2 separate regions of the Homo sapiens genome follow, and region 2 is linked to region 1. Evidence: chromatin contacts called from ENCODE Hi-C data. All regions are on one chromosome and are shown on one strand. The core of a region is the stretch at or near the end of the contact, and the rest is flanking DNA. Distances in the headings are between cores, read along the strand shown. Region 1 holds the start of ARL6 (ARF like GTPase 6). Region 2 overlaps CRYBG3 (crystallin beta-gamma domain containing 3).

Region 1 (6,945 bases), core at 3,381-5,880:
GGGTATTGAGGTCCCATGTAAATTTTAAAATAAAAGACAAACAGGAACTAATCTTTTAGTAAAAATTATTTTGTTTTCATATAGGAAAACAATGCCTTCTGTCATTTACGGAAAACACATGGGCAATATGGTTGGTTGTTCATTGTGCCCCTCTATCCTATAGGAAGAATGTGATCTTTTAATTGTGCTTGGTGCTTTGTTTCTGGAGATATATATATATATATTATATATATGTATATATACCATATGTATATATACATATGTATGTGTGTATGTGTGTATATATATCTCTCTAGGTTGTATGTAATTCAATATGTTGGAATTTAAAGATGCATTATTATTTGGATTTGATGTGAAATTAGATTGTGAATAATGGAGATTGCTCTCCATTTTTTGCTGTTCTAGCATAGCCAAAAATATAAAGATATAGATGTACATATACATATGTATTTGATTAAACACTTTAAATTTTAAATGGCCGCATCAAATTTTAAATGGTAGATGATATCAACAATTGCAGTGCACTCAAAATGTTATAAAATCTTTGTAGCACAAATCCTGAAGTATATGCAAACTAAATAGCATATTTATATAAAATACCTAGATAACATGTCTAGGTTGAGATATTTAATCCCTCATAGAGCTATATTTGACTAATAAAAAACGACAGCTAAAAATAATTTCCCTCCCTATAAGTACAAATATGATTTTTAAAGCATCATTGTAACTTGTCATGAAGCTATTTATTATTAATTAAGGATTTAACTCTGTACCCATCTGCTCTTACAAAAGGGGAAAAAGATTTATCTATGAGAATAGGGAAGTATAGCACTGTTTTATGTTTTTCTCTTTAGTATTCTGTCACCATTTAAAGCTTCAATATATGCCTTCCACTCAGGTTCCTGACACAGCCTACATTCTCTTTTCTGGTTATAATCACAATATGGTAGAGCTATAAACAAGGTAAAAAGGTGTTAACAATTGAACTGCAATCCTACCTATTATCTACTTTACTATAGCAGTGAAGTAGTCCAGACTTATTTGAAGGTGGTACTATTTTTATCTTACAAAAATCTACTATAATATTAATAACTTTCCATGTAAATTTTCATGTGCTGGCATGCTTACAAGTTAATAGTGTTATAGAATGCTCAGCTCTCAATATGAGGGGTTGTTTGTGGTGAATTGCATAACATATGTCATCTATTTGCTGAAAGAATATGCTGTTTAGCAAACTACCTGCTGAGCAACATAATAAGATTTTTGTACAAGGTACAAATTACTAATTATTGTATTTTATTTTTCTATGATTTCCTAAGAGGCATTATCAGGGTCTTACAGATGGAGTAAGCCTGTTTATTAAAATATCTATTGGCAAATAAAAGTTACAGCTTTGGTGGTTGAATTTGTGACTTTTTTGTATTGTTGTATTTATGCAGATCTAATGCAATTTATTTTTTGGTCTAATAAATCTAGATGCTGTTTAGATAATTTAGTAATTCTGGATGCAAAATCATAGTTGTAAATTTTTTAAATAATGTCATTAGGTTTAGACATAAATTCACAGAAATCACTATAAAAAACTAGTAAATATTTTTGTAGCGATTTTATATTGGAAAATATTTTGTGAGATTCAAGTAAATTAAAGTGTTCATTGCAGAGGCAGTACTGCACAGAAATTGCAGATGAAAAAAGGGTACACATAACATCAACTGTTGAAACACAGCTTTAGACCAAAGTTTACACCAAAAAGTTGCAGTAAGTTATAAATCAGGGATTATCTATATTCTTTTAAAAGTTGCTGGTGAGAAAATAACGCTAAAGTATCCTGAATTAATCAGAACAGTGCTGTGTTCATTATATCTGACTCTTTTCTTTTTTATAATTTTCTTACTACAGTTCTAAAAGCCAGTATGAAATTAAAACTGGTGAGAAGGTACCTAAAATTATCTTCTGTTATGGTTAAGTGGCTTTAAGAAAATCACGTAGCATTTTTAAAGCTTGTTATTGTCATAATAAAAAAGAGTCAAACTAACTTCTTAAATCAAGCGAAACAATTGTATCTCAGCCTCTGAATGTACTCGTGAGAGGAGTTTCAGTTGACAAAGCACCAAAACAGCAGAATCAACCATATGAAATATTTATATGTATTTATTTTTAATAGAGATGGGGTCTCCAACTTCTGGCCTCCGGAGATCCTCCTGCCTTACTTAGCCTCCCAAAGTGGTGGGATTACAGTGTGAGCCAGTGTGCCCAGCCTTTATGTTTTTTGTTTTGTTTTGTTTTTGAGTGCAGGGTCTCACCCTTTTGCCCAGGCCAGAGTGCAATGGCACAATCTCAGCTCACCGCAACCTCTGCCTCCCCGGTTCAAGCGATTCTCCTGCCTCAGCCGCTTGAGTAGCTGGGATTCCAGGAACGTGCCACCACACCCGGCTAATTTTTGTATCTTTAGTGGAGATGGGGTTTCACCATGTTGGCCAGGCTGGTCTTGAATTCCTGACCTGGTGATCCACCTGCTTCAGCCTCCCAAAGTGCTGGGATTACAGGCGTGAGACACCGGGCCTGGCAGCCTTTATGTTTTTTTAAGTTTAATATTTTCAAGGCTAACATTTTTTTCTAGATTATTTTACTGCTTTATTTCATAACATTTATCTCTAGTAATAAGCCATCTATCAACTATACTTATCTAAGATAACGATTTGACTAGCTACATTTTTGTAGAAGAATTATCTATCTGCCTTGTTTTCCTGAAAAGTTGGATGCTCAATATGTCCATTTTATTTCCAGTTTTCACCAAATGTTTTATATTAAGCCAAAAGAGATGAACTCAACCTAGAGGCAGAAAATATCAACTTTTAGCAGGAAAAATTGAGTCTGTCCATGAAAGTTTTCTGAAATATAACATTTCTGCCGATCGCTAAGAAAAAAAAATGTTATATTTTGGCCGCAAGCACATTAGCTTCCATCTCTTACAAGTAAGTCACAACACCCAGGCACACAGAAAAGTGTTCAACACCTCCCTGTCAATGCATTCACGATTAGAAGTTCAGAAGTTAAAGAACCACCATAGTTACGGTTTGGGTCAATTTTGTTTACACAATAAAAAGCTCAAGACAAAAGAAGACAGGACATTATTTATTGAACAATAAATATGTGCCAAACATCTGTATTTCTGTTATCTTTAATACTCAGAACTACCAGATAAGATAAATACTATATTTTTGAAGGTGAGGATAGAAGCACGGAGAAGGGTAAATTGGGCTAAGACCACACAGTAAGAAAGAATGTATTTCCATACTCCATTTTTACAAGGACATTTATATGTTGATATGCATCCATAGGGTCTTTGTTTTGTTTTTGTCTTTCAACAAGAATCACTAATCCAGAGCCGCTTTTGTTTTTTCGCTGTAAAAATGACAATTACATTTGGAAATTTGGAGAAGTGACAAAAGATAAATCACCCCATAATCACACGCTTACAACCGTCCCCCCTACCATATTACTTTGAAATAATTCCTTCTAGTCTCTTTTTGCACCCTCCTAGTCCATTTAATAGGCCAAATGAATTGACAGGCCAAAGAACAGGCAGTGCAGTAAACATACACTAGCTAGTTGAAAAGGGTCGCGCGGTGGGGGGCAGGGGGTCGGAAATCCTACACCCATGCAAACAAAAAAAATGAAGAGATACAAACCCCTATTTGAAGAATGAGGCCATTCGCTGGGGGTGAGGTTAGTGGAGTTGGGCAGATTGAAAGGCTAGATCTTTAAAATGACTGCATCTGTAATGTGTCCGTTGGAAAACGCAGTAATAAAAGATGTGGGGAAGGGTATGCCTAAATATTTTCTATTTGAAGACCATTTGTGACTATGACTATAAAATCCAAGTGCAATTTAAGAAGGTGGTCAACTTTAAGTATTGACTATTAATACCTTTCCTGACCACCTGCCGATTTGATTCTGGAGACTGTAATCTACTCACAGGAGATTATGCCTGGTAGAAATCTCTTCGGGAGACCACACAACTAAGAAGCAGGGGTACAGGCATACTTTATTAGCCGAATAACACCTTTTGACTTTTTACACCAGTTCTCCCCTCTACCTTCCTGTATTAACAGTTTTACCTCTACAGGGACTCAGGGTGGGAGGCCTATCAGAACCCAGAGAAGAGTCGGTGCGATGGGCAACTGGGGAACTCCGGCGCACATCTTGCCCCAGGGGGGACAGTATCGTCTTGCAGTCGTTGCCACAACGCTACGCTGGTGCCCGGTAACGACACTCTCCGCGCCACACCCAGCGCCAGCCTCTTGGATCCCCAGGAAGACCAGGGCCGAGCGACAAACACGCAGCACACGCGAACGCCAAACGCTTCCCAGAAAGCTGTGCGCGAGCCTACAACTCCCATGATGCTACGCCGGGAACTGCCCGGCTCCTCGCAGGAAATAGGCAGCTCACCCTGCCACCTGTGCACACATTTTTCTTCAATGTATAGTTCCTCGGCGCGCCTCTGACCTTTTCCCGGAGCTCTTCAATCCCAGAAGCTATAGCACAACGGCTGAATCGCCAGGACCCCCGGGGAGGCGTGGCTTCAGGACCGGAAGAAGCTCCTGTTGCCAAGGGAACGGTGCCTGCCAAGGCGCCTGCTCAGCGACTGATGCACAGACTGCTGCAGAGGCTGCCGGTTTTCCCAACTTCTAGAGACGGCTTTGCTCATTACCAGGCATCCTTCCCATGTAGGCATCGAGAAGAAGGCTGAGGGACCCTCGCACCAGATTTCCATCCCGGAGACCGATACGAGTGCGTCCATTCCTGTTGCCAGCTCCTGCGCCCTCCGGACTAACCTCAAAAACCAGGTATCTCCTCAACGCCGGTTTTTAAAGCCAGCGCCACCCTCTGTCCCCGTCAGTTTTAGAATTCCTCTTTGGTCTTTCCCATGTTTTTCACTCCACGCGTGTAGTTGTTGCTAATGTATGAGAAGTAGAAAAGAAGGTGAGTTATAGAGGCCCTAGAAAACTTACTAAACTGGTTTGGACGTATGTTTGGTTGATGGGTTTTAACAATGCTCAACTTAGACCCGTGTATTGGGGGTGTGTGTGTGTGTGTGTGTGTGTGTGTGTGTGTGTGTGTAAGTGTAATTTAAATTATATCATAAAAAACTGAAAGCCGAATAAGAATGTTTATTTGGGGTAATAAAAGTAGGCAACATTTCAATCAACAAACACTTTACAGAGTTTACTAAGTATCATTCGTGGTGTTTTCTCTGGGCTACCACTCTGTCTCTGCAGCTTACCCTCTAAGCTGTTAACTGTGGATAACATCCTAATTCTTCTGGACTTCTCTGGCAATATGTAATCCTTTAGGAAACAGTCTGTCAGACAATAACCAAGAGAATTTGGCTGGTGTGCAAAGAGAGGGTTACAGTAAGATAAGAAACAAGAAAGGAAGATTGGAGCCAGATTGTGGACAACCTTAAAAGCTGTGCTTGGAAGTTTGAAACTACTGGCTTTATTCTGAAAGCCAGTAGTTCTCAATAGTAACTTCACATCAGAAACACTGGGTAGCTTTTAAAACTACAGATGCCCTGATCTTATTTTCAAAAATTCGGATTCAGCAATTGATTTCAGAGTGCAGCCAGGGTTGAGAATCATGGCTATCAGAGTAGGAAGCTGCAGAAAACAGTTGTGTCTCTCGCTGCACACTTAAGACACGATTAACAAATATTGACTGGCTTCAATTATCTTTTATTTATGCATGCAGAAAGTCAACTTATGGAAGGAAAATTATAACTACTTGAAACGTAGAAGTTTAAAGGCTCTATGATAGTTGTTTATAAAGCAATTTCAATAAATGTGATTACCTCTTTTAGAAAAACTGCCTGCTCTTCTAAATTGTGTGTCCCAAAATATTTCATTAACAAGTATCAAGTGATAATCCATGGAAAAGTGATGGAAAGTCACAATACAAGGTACTGTGAAAAACGAATATTCAAGCATCAGGCTTTAAACACTCAGTGCTTTATAGTAGATGCTTAAAGGGGGGAAAATGTGAGAAGTTGTCGTTTTTAAAACATAAGTTCTAAATTATGAAATGGAGAACAAGATATAAGCATTTATATCAATATGTTTATGCAGTAAATAAAGTGAGTAATAGCAAATTTACTTTGAAATCAAATGGTATGTGTGAATTGCTTCATGACATCAGAAGGTTAATTTAAAATAGATTTTACAAATGCTGGTCCTTAAGCTGTAATTTAAAGAAATGGACTGAATAAGATTTGAATCTCTGATACAAGGAGAAAAGCAGATTGAAGTGGCACAAATGGAAGTACCTGAGGTCAAACTCATCCTTGGGGAAAGACAAACGTGGTTCTGTAATAGGCCTCACCTTTTGGCATGGCACTGTTCCATCTCTTCTCTGCACATCACTGAAATTTAGTTTTGAAATTTCTACCCATAATCATATCCCAAAAGGCCTAAGCAAAATGTTGACTATGCAACCTCCTTTTAGATACAGTTGTCTTGGAAGCCTGTTATTGATAAAGTTGCTGCAGCCTCACATCCTTCAAGGTATGGCCTTGCCTGAAATTGTATGGAATAAAAAGTATTGAAGAAACTGTAATATGACAGGTTGCTTATGCAACCTTAGATGGAGATGAGAATAAGTCAATTTAATGAGAATAAAAACATTAGAGAACTAATGTTGGTGAGTAATGAGAAATATTTGGTACATAGATATATTGTAGCAGTTCCTGCAGCAGTTGGGGGCTGGAAAAAGGGATCTATCTCCCTGTCCTTCTACCACAAAGTAATGGTTTGGGGAGCAATGGACCCAAAGTGAGCTCCTTTGAAAAGTTTAGTTTGGAGACCTGAAGTGTAAATTTAACAGTACCTTAGATGAATATAAACAGCCATAAAGTTACCACATAGCAAGTTTTATGTACACAGCAGT
Region 2 (5,969 bases), core at 3,265-5,764, 150 kb after region 1:
TCTTCCTACCCATGAGCATGGAATGTTCTTCCATTTGTTTGTATCCTCTTTTATTTCCTTGAGCAGTGGTTTGTAGTTCTCCTTGAAGAGGTCCTTCACATCCCTTGTAAGTTGGATTCCTAGGTATTTTATTCTCTTTGAAGCAATTGTGAATGGGAGTTCACTCATGATTTGGTTCTCTGTTTGTCTGTTGTTGGTGTATAAGAATGCTTGTGATTTTTGTACATTGATTTTGTATCCTGAGACTTTGCTGAAGTTGCTTATCAGCTTAAGGAGATTTTGGGCTGAGACAATGGGGTTTTCTAGATATACAATCATGTCATCTGCAAACAGGGACAATTTGACTTCCTCTTTTCCTAACTGAATACCCTTTATTTCCTTCTCCTGCCTAATTGCCCTGGCCAGAACTTCCAACACTGTGTTGAATAGGAGTGGTGAGAGAGGGCATCCCTGTCATGTGCCAGTTTTCAAAGGGAATGCTTCCAGTTTTTGCCCATTCAGTATGATATTGGCTGTGGGTTTGTCATAGATAGCTCTTATTATTTTGAAATACGTCCCATCAATACCTAATTTATTGAGAGTTTTTAGCATGAAGGGTTGTTGAATTTTGTCAAAGGCTTTTTCTGCATCTATTGAGATAATCATGTGGTTTTTGTCTTTGGCTCTGTTTATATGCTGGATTACATTTATTGATTTGCATATATTGAAACAGCCTTGCATCCCAGGGATGAAGCCCACTTGATCATGGTGGATAATCTTTTTGATGTGCTGCTGGATTCGGTTTGCCAGTATTTTATTGAGGATTTTTGCATCAATGTTCATCAAGGATATTGGTCTAAAATTCTCTTTTTTTATTGTGTCTCTGCCTGGCTTTGGTATCAGAATGATGCTGCCCTCATAAAATGAGTTAGGGAGGATTCCCTCTTTTTCTATTGATTGGAATAGTTTCAAAAGGATTGGTACCAGTTCCTCCTTGTACCTCTGGTAGAATTCGGCTGTGAATCCATCTGGTCCTGGACTCTTTTTGGTTGGTAATCTATTGATTATTGCCACAATTTCAGATCCTGTTATTGGTCTATTCAGAGATTCAACTTCTTCCTGGTTTAGTCTTGGGAGAGTGTATGTGTCAAGGAATTTATCCATTTCTTCTAGATTTTCTAGTTTATTTGCGTAGAGGTGTTTGTAGTATTCTCTGATGGTAGTTTGTATTTCTGTGGGATCGGTGGTGATATCCCCTTTATCATTTTTTATTGCGTCTATTTGATTCTTCTCTCTTTTTTTCTTTATTAGTCTTGCTAGCGGTCTATCAATTTTGTTGATCCTTTCAAAAAACCAGCTCCTGGATTCATTAATTTTTTGAAGGGTGTTTTGTGTCTCTATTTCCTTCAGTTCTGCTGTGATTTTAGTTATTTCTTGCCTTCTGCTAGCTTTTGAATGTGTTTGCTCTTGCTTTTCTAGTTCTTTTAATTGTGATGTTAGGGTGTCAATTTTGGATCTTTCCTGCTTTCTCTTGTGGGCATTTAGTGCTATAAATTTCCCTCTACACACTGCTTTGAATGCGTCCCAGAGATTCTGGTATGTTGTGTCTTTGTTCCCGTTGGTTTCAAAGAACATCTTTATTTCTGCCTTCATTTTGTTATGTACCCAGTAGTCATTCAGGAGCAGGTTGTTCAGTTTCCATGTAGTTGAGAGGTTTTGAGTGAGATTCCTAATCCTGAGGTCTAGTTTGATTGCACTGTGGTCTGAGAGATAGTTTGTTATTATTTCTATTCTTTTACATTTGCTGAGGAGAGCTTTACTTCCAAGTATGTGGTCAATTTTGGAATAGGTGTGTTGTGGTGCTGAAAAAAATGTATATTCTGTTGATTTGGGGTGGAGAGTTCTGTAGATGTCTATTAGGTCCGCTTGGTGCAGAGCTGAGTTCAATTCCTGGGTATCCTTGTTGACTTTCAGTCTCGTTGATCTGTCTAATGTTGACAGTGGGGTGTTAAAGTCTCCCATTATTAATATGTGGGAGTCTAAGTCTCTTTTTAGGTCACTCAGGACTTGCTTTATGAATCTTGGTGCTCCTGTATTGGGTGCATATATATTTAGGACAGTTAGCTCTTCTTGTTGAATTGATCCCCTTACCATTATGTATTGGCCTTCTTTGTCTTTTTTGATCTTTGTTGGTTTAAAGTCTGTTTTATCAGAGACTAGGATTGCAACCCCTGCCTTTTTTTGTTTTCCATTTGCTTCATAGATCTTCCTCCATCCTTTTATTTTGAGCCTATGTGTGTCTCTGCACATGAGATGGGTTTCCTGAATACAGCACACTGATGGGTCTTGACTCTTTATCCAATTTGCCAGTCTGTGTCTTTTAATTGGAGCATTTAGTCCATTTATATTTAAAGTTAATATTGTTATGTGTGAACTTGATCCTGTCATTATGATGTTAGCTGGTTATTTTGCTCATTAGTTGATGCAGTTTCTTCCTAGTCTGGATGGTCGTTACATTTTGGCATGATTTTGCAGCGGCTGGTACTGGTTGTTCCTTTCCATGTTTAGCGCTTCCTTCAGGAGCTCTTTTAGGGCAGGCCTGGTGGTGACAAAATCTCTCAGCATATGCTTGTCTGTAAAGTATTTTATTTCTCCTTCACTTATGAAGCTTAGTTTGGCTGGATATGAAATTCTGGGTTGAAAATTCTTTTCTTTAAGAATGTTGAATATTGGCCCCCACTCCCCTCTGGCTTGTAGGGTTTCTGCCGAGAGATCCTCTGTTAGTCTGATGGGCTTCCCTTTGAGGGTAACCCGACCTTTCTCTCTGGCTGCCCTTAACATTTTTTCCTTCATTTCAACTTTGGTGAATCTGACAATTATGTGTCTTGGAGTTGCTCTTCTCAAGGAGTATCTTTGTGGCGTTCTCTGTATTTCCTGAATCTGAACGTTGGCCTGCCTTGCTAGATTGGGGAAGTTCTCCTGGATAATATCCTGCAGAGTGTTTTCCAACTTGGTTCCATTCTCCCCATCACTTTCAGGTACACCAATCAGACATAGATTTGGTCTTTTCACATAGTCCCATATTTCTTGGAGGCTTTGCTCATTTCTTTTTATTCTTTTTTCTCTAAACTTCCCTTCTCGCTTCATTTCATTCATTTCATCTTCCATCGCTGATACCCTTTCTTCCAGTTGATTGCATTGGCTCCTGAGGCTTCTGCATTCTTCACGTAGTTCTCGAGCCTTGGTTTTCAGCTCCATCAGCTCCTTTAAGCACTTCTCTGTATTGGTTATTCTAGTTATACATTCTTCTAAATTTTTTTCAAAGTTTTCAACTTCTTTGCCTTCAGTTTGAATGTCCTCCCGTAGCTCAGAGTAATTTGATCGTCTGAAGCCTTCTTCTCTCAGCTCGTCAAAGTCATTCTCCATCCAGCTTTGTTCCGTTGCTGGTGAGGAACTGCGTTCCTTTGGAGGAGGAGAGGCGCTCTGCTTTTTAGAGTTTCCAGTTTTTCTGTTCTGTTTTTTCCCCATCTTTGTGGTTTTATCTACTTTTGGTCTTTGATGATGGTGATGTACAGATGGGTTTTTGGTGTGGATGTCCTTTCTGTTTGTTAGTTTTCCTTCTAACAGACAGGACCCTCAGCTGCAGGTCTGTTGGAATACCCTGCCGTGTGAGGTGTCAGTGTGCCCCTGCCTGGGGGTGCCTCCCAGTTAGGCTGCTCAGGGGTCAGGGGTCAGGGACCCACTTGAGGAGGCAGTCTGCCCGTTCTCAGATCTCCAGCTGCGTGCTGAGAGAACCACTGCTCTCTTCAAAGCTGTCAGACAGGGACATTTAAGTCTGCAGAGGTTACTGCTGTCTTTTTGTTTGTCTGTGCCCTGCCCCCAGAGGTGGAGCCTACAGAGGCAGGCAGGCCTCCTTGAGCTGTGGTGGGCTCCACCCAGTTCGAGCTTCCTGGCTGCTTTGTTTACCTAATCAAGCCTGGGCAATGGCGGGCACCCCTCCCCCAGCCTGGCTGCCGCCTTGCAGTTTGTTCTCAGACTGCTGTGCTAGCAATCAGCGAGACTCTGTGGGCGTAGGACCCTCCGAGCCAGGTGCAGGATATAATCTCGTGGTGTACCGTTTTTTAAGCCCGCCGGAAAAGTGCAGTATTAGGGTGGGAGTGAACCGATTTTCCAGGTGCTGTCCGTCACCCCTTTCTTTGACTCAGAAAGGGAACTCCCTGACCCCTTGCGCTTCCCAAGTGAGGCAATGCCTCTCCCTGCTTCGGTTCGCGCACGGTGCACGCACCCATGACCTGGGCCCACTGTCTGGCACTCCCTAGTGAGGTGAACCCGGTACCTCAGATGGAAATGCAGAAATCACCGTCTTCTGCGTCACTCACGCTGGGAGCTGTAGACCGGAGCTGTTCCTATTCGGCCATCTTGGCTCCTCCCCCTTCTTTTATTTTTTTAAAGATATTTCTATGCAGGAGAAATGTCTCTGCATTTTTTGGAGGTTAAAAGTGATTTGCTTTTTAGCCTCACATTTTATACATCTTTAAGTTAAAAAACCTAAGTATGTCTTGGTTTGGACTTCATTTCTTTGCTATCCTCTATATCTGCTAGGACTACAGCAGAAACTTGCTGGATCACATCTCCTTAAGGCAAGAAGTCCCTTGATGTTTTAATCCTCCAAATACAGTGTGGTTTCACAGTAGGAAGTGGTGTTGTGCAAGCCACAGATGATATGGGGAAGTAGTTTTCTCACCTCCCTGATTTTGACTGATCTTTGATAACAGATCAAGTAAGGTCAGAGCAGAATGAGATAACCAAGAAACAATTCTAAGTAGAGGCCTTTGGGAAGACGAGGGAGGTGAACATTAGCTGCTCAGAAAAGCCTTATCCTCGATGACAGCATGAGCAGATGGTTTGTTGTGATGTTCTGTGCCCTAGTGCAGGCCTGTCAGTGCAGGGTGGACCTGTGGGCCATGTTGTTCCAAGTCTCCAGTGTGTTATGAAATTTTTACGGGCTCTTTAATTTTTTTCATTCCTATTGTAGATTCAAGGCTACTAGAGTTGCAGATTATTATATATCTGGTCTAAAGGGAATTATAGTTGAGATTTCATGGATTTTTCTTGACAAAATTGACTAAAGTAGACATGTAGTTGTATATAACTGTAAGCTGCACATTTAAGGTATTCTTATCAGAAAACCGAAGCCTGTAAGCTGAAATACATAACACAGATATCTTTCTTTCTTCACCAGAAATCTTCCACTAATCCCGTCATTATTATCTCCTCTGCCATCTGCTTCTGTGCCCTCCTGGGCACTCTTAGTGCTTGCTTAAGGGCATGTGCTCGTGCTCTCCTCTTCTTATATTAACTGTGGATCAGGAAGAGCTAGGGAGAGAAGCAGCATACCATGTAGCCTCATACTAATCTAAGCCTCTTTCAGGTTTAGCACTAAATTGCTTCTTATTTTATACATCTAGTCTCAACATAGGGCATAATGATTTTTTGAGAGAATAAAGGACCACATGTTAGTGGAGGGAGGACTCTGATGTACTCTTCTAGGTAGAATTGATTTCTAGGCCTCTCTTCCCACAATTTGGTGGAAGAGAGGCAAGAAAATGGTAAACAAACAGTGACATTCCATTCCTGAATACATGTAAGAAAGCAAGTTTAAGGAGCATATCATTATCCCTAACATGAATTCATTGATAATAGATAAAACATGAGTCTGATATTTTGCTGCATTTTATAAATTCATGAAATTAAAGGTTTTTATTTGCTCGTGATCATCTAAGACCATTTTTTTTCTATTTAACTGTTGTGTTGTTGTTCTTGTAGCTCAAAGCATTCAGCAAACCAGGGTTCCAAGGTGAATGTATAGATTTTACAGAAGAAACTTCTGATTTGACTTCACTCATGCCATGTTCTTTTAAAGTTCTTCGAGGTTGGTAAGTATGCTTACTTAGTGGTTTCTGCTGTTATTTAATAACTAATACTTTTAA

What was found. A loop is a pair of places that touch in the nucleus more often than their neighbours do. Pooled maps may share reads with other maps.
Region 2: a pooled map shows a loop between it and region 1 (3-fold over the local background). The contact joins the enhancer-like site here to the promoter of ARL6 in region 1. A Hi-C loop is called at or near these places in 4 of 50 pooled maps.

What each region holds. Positions count from the first base shown.
Region 1 is chr3:97,760,128-97,767,072 of GRCh38, forward strand. It overlaps ARL6 (ARF like GTPase 6), which reads left to right and starts at 4,631. Exons shown (of 8, transcript NM_001278293.3): 1 at 4,631-4,850. It overlaps EPHA6 (EPH receptor A6), which reads left to right. Exons shown (of 18, transcript NM_001080448.3): 18 at 1-1,405. RefSeq lists enhancers at 3,962-4,463, 4,099-4,638, 4,464-4,963, 4,679-4,788.
Region 2 is chr3:97,906,362-97,912,330 of GRCh38, forward strand. It overlaps CRYBG3 (crystallin beta-gamma domain containing 3), which reads left to right. Exons shown (of 22, transcript NM_153605.4): 16 at 5,806-5,915. Among named protein-coding and RNA genes, the nearest start is that of RIOX2, 63 kb to the right of the region's middle. RefSeq lists enhancers at 3,501-4,091, 4,092-4,681. Within about 2 kb of position 4,515, at least 6 of the 41 ENCODE cell types and tissues checked have a DNase peak (open chromatin) inside an H3K27ac peak, as active enhancers do.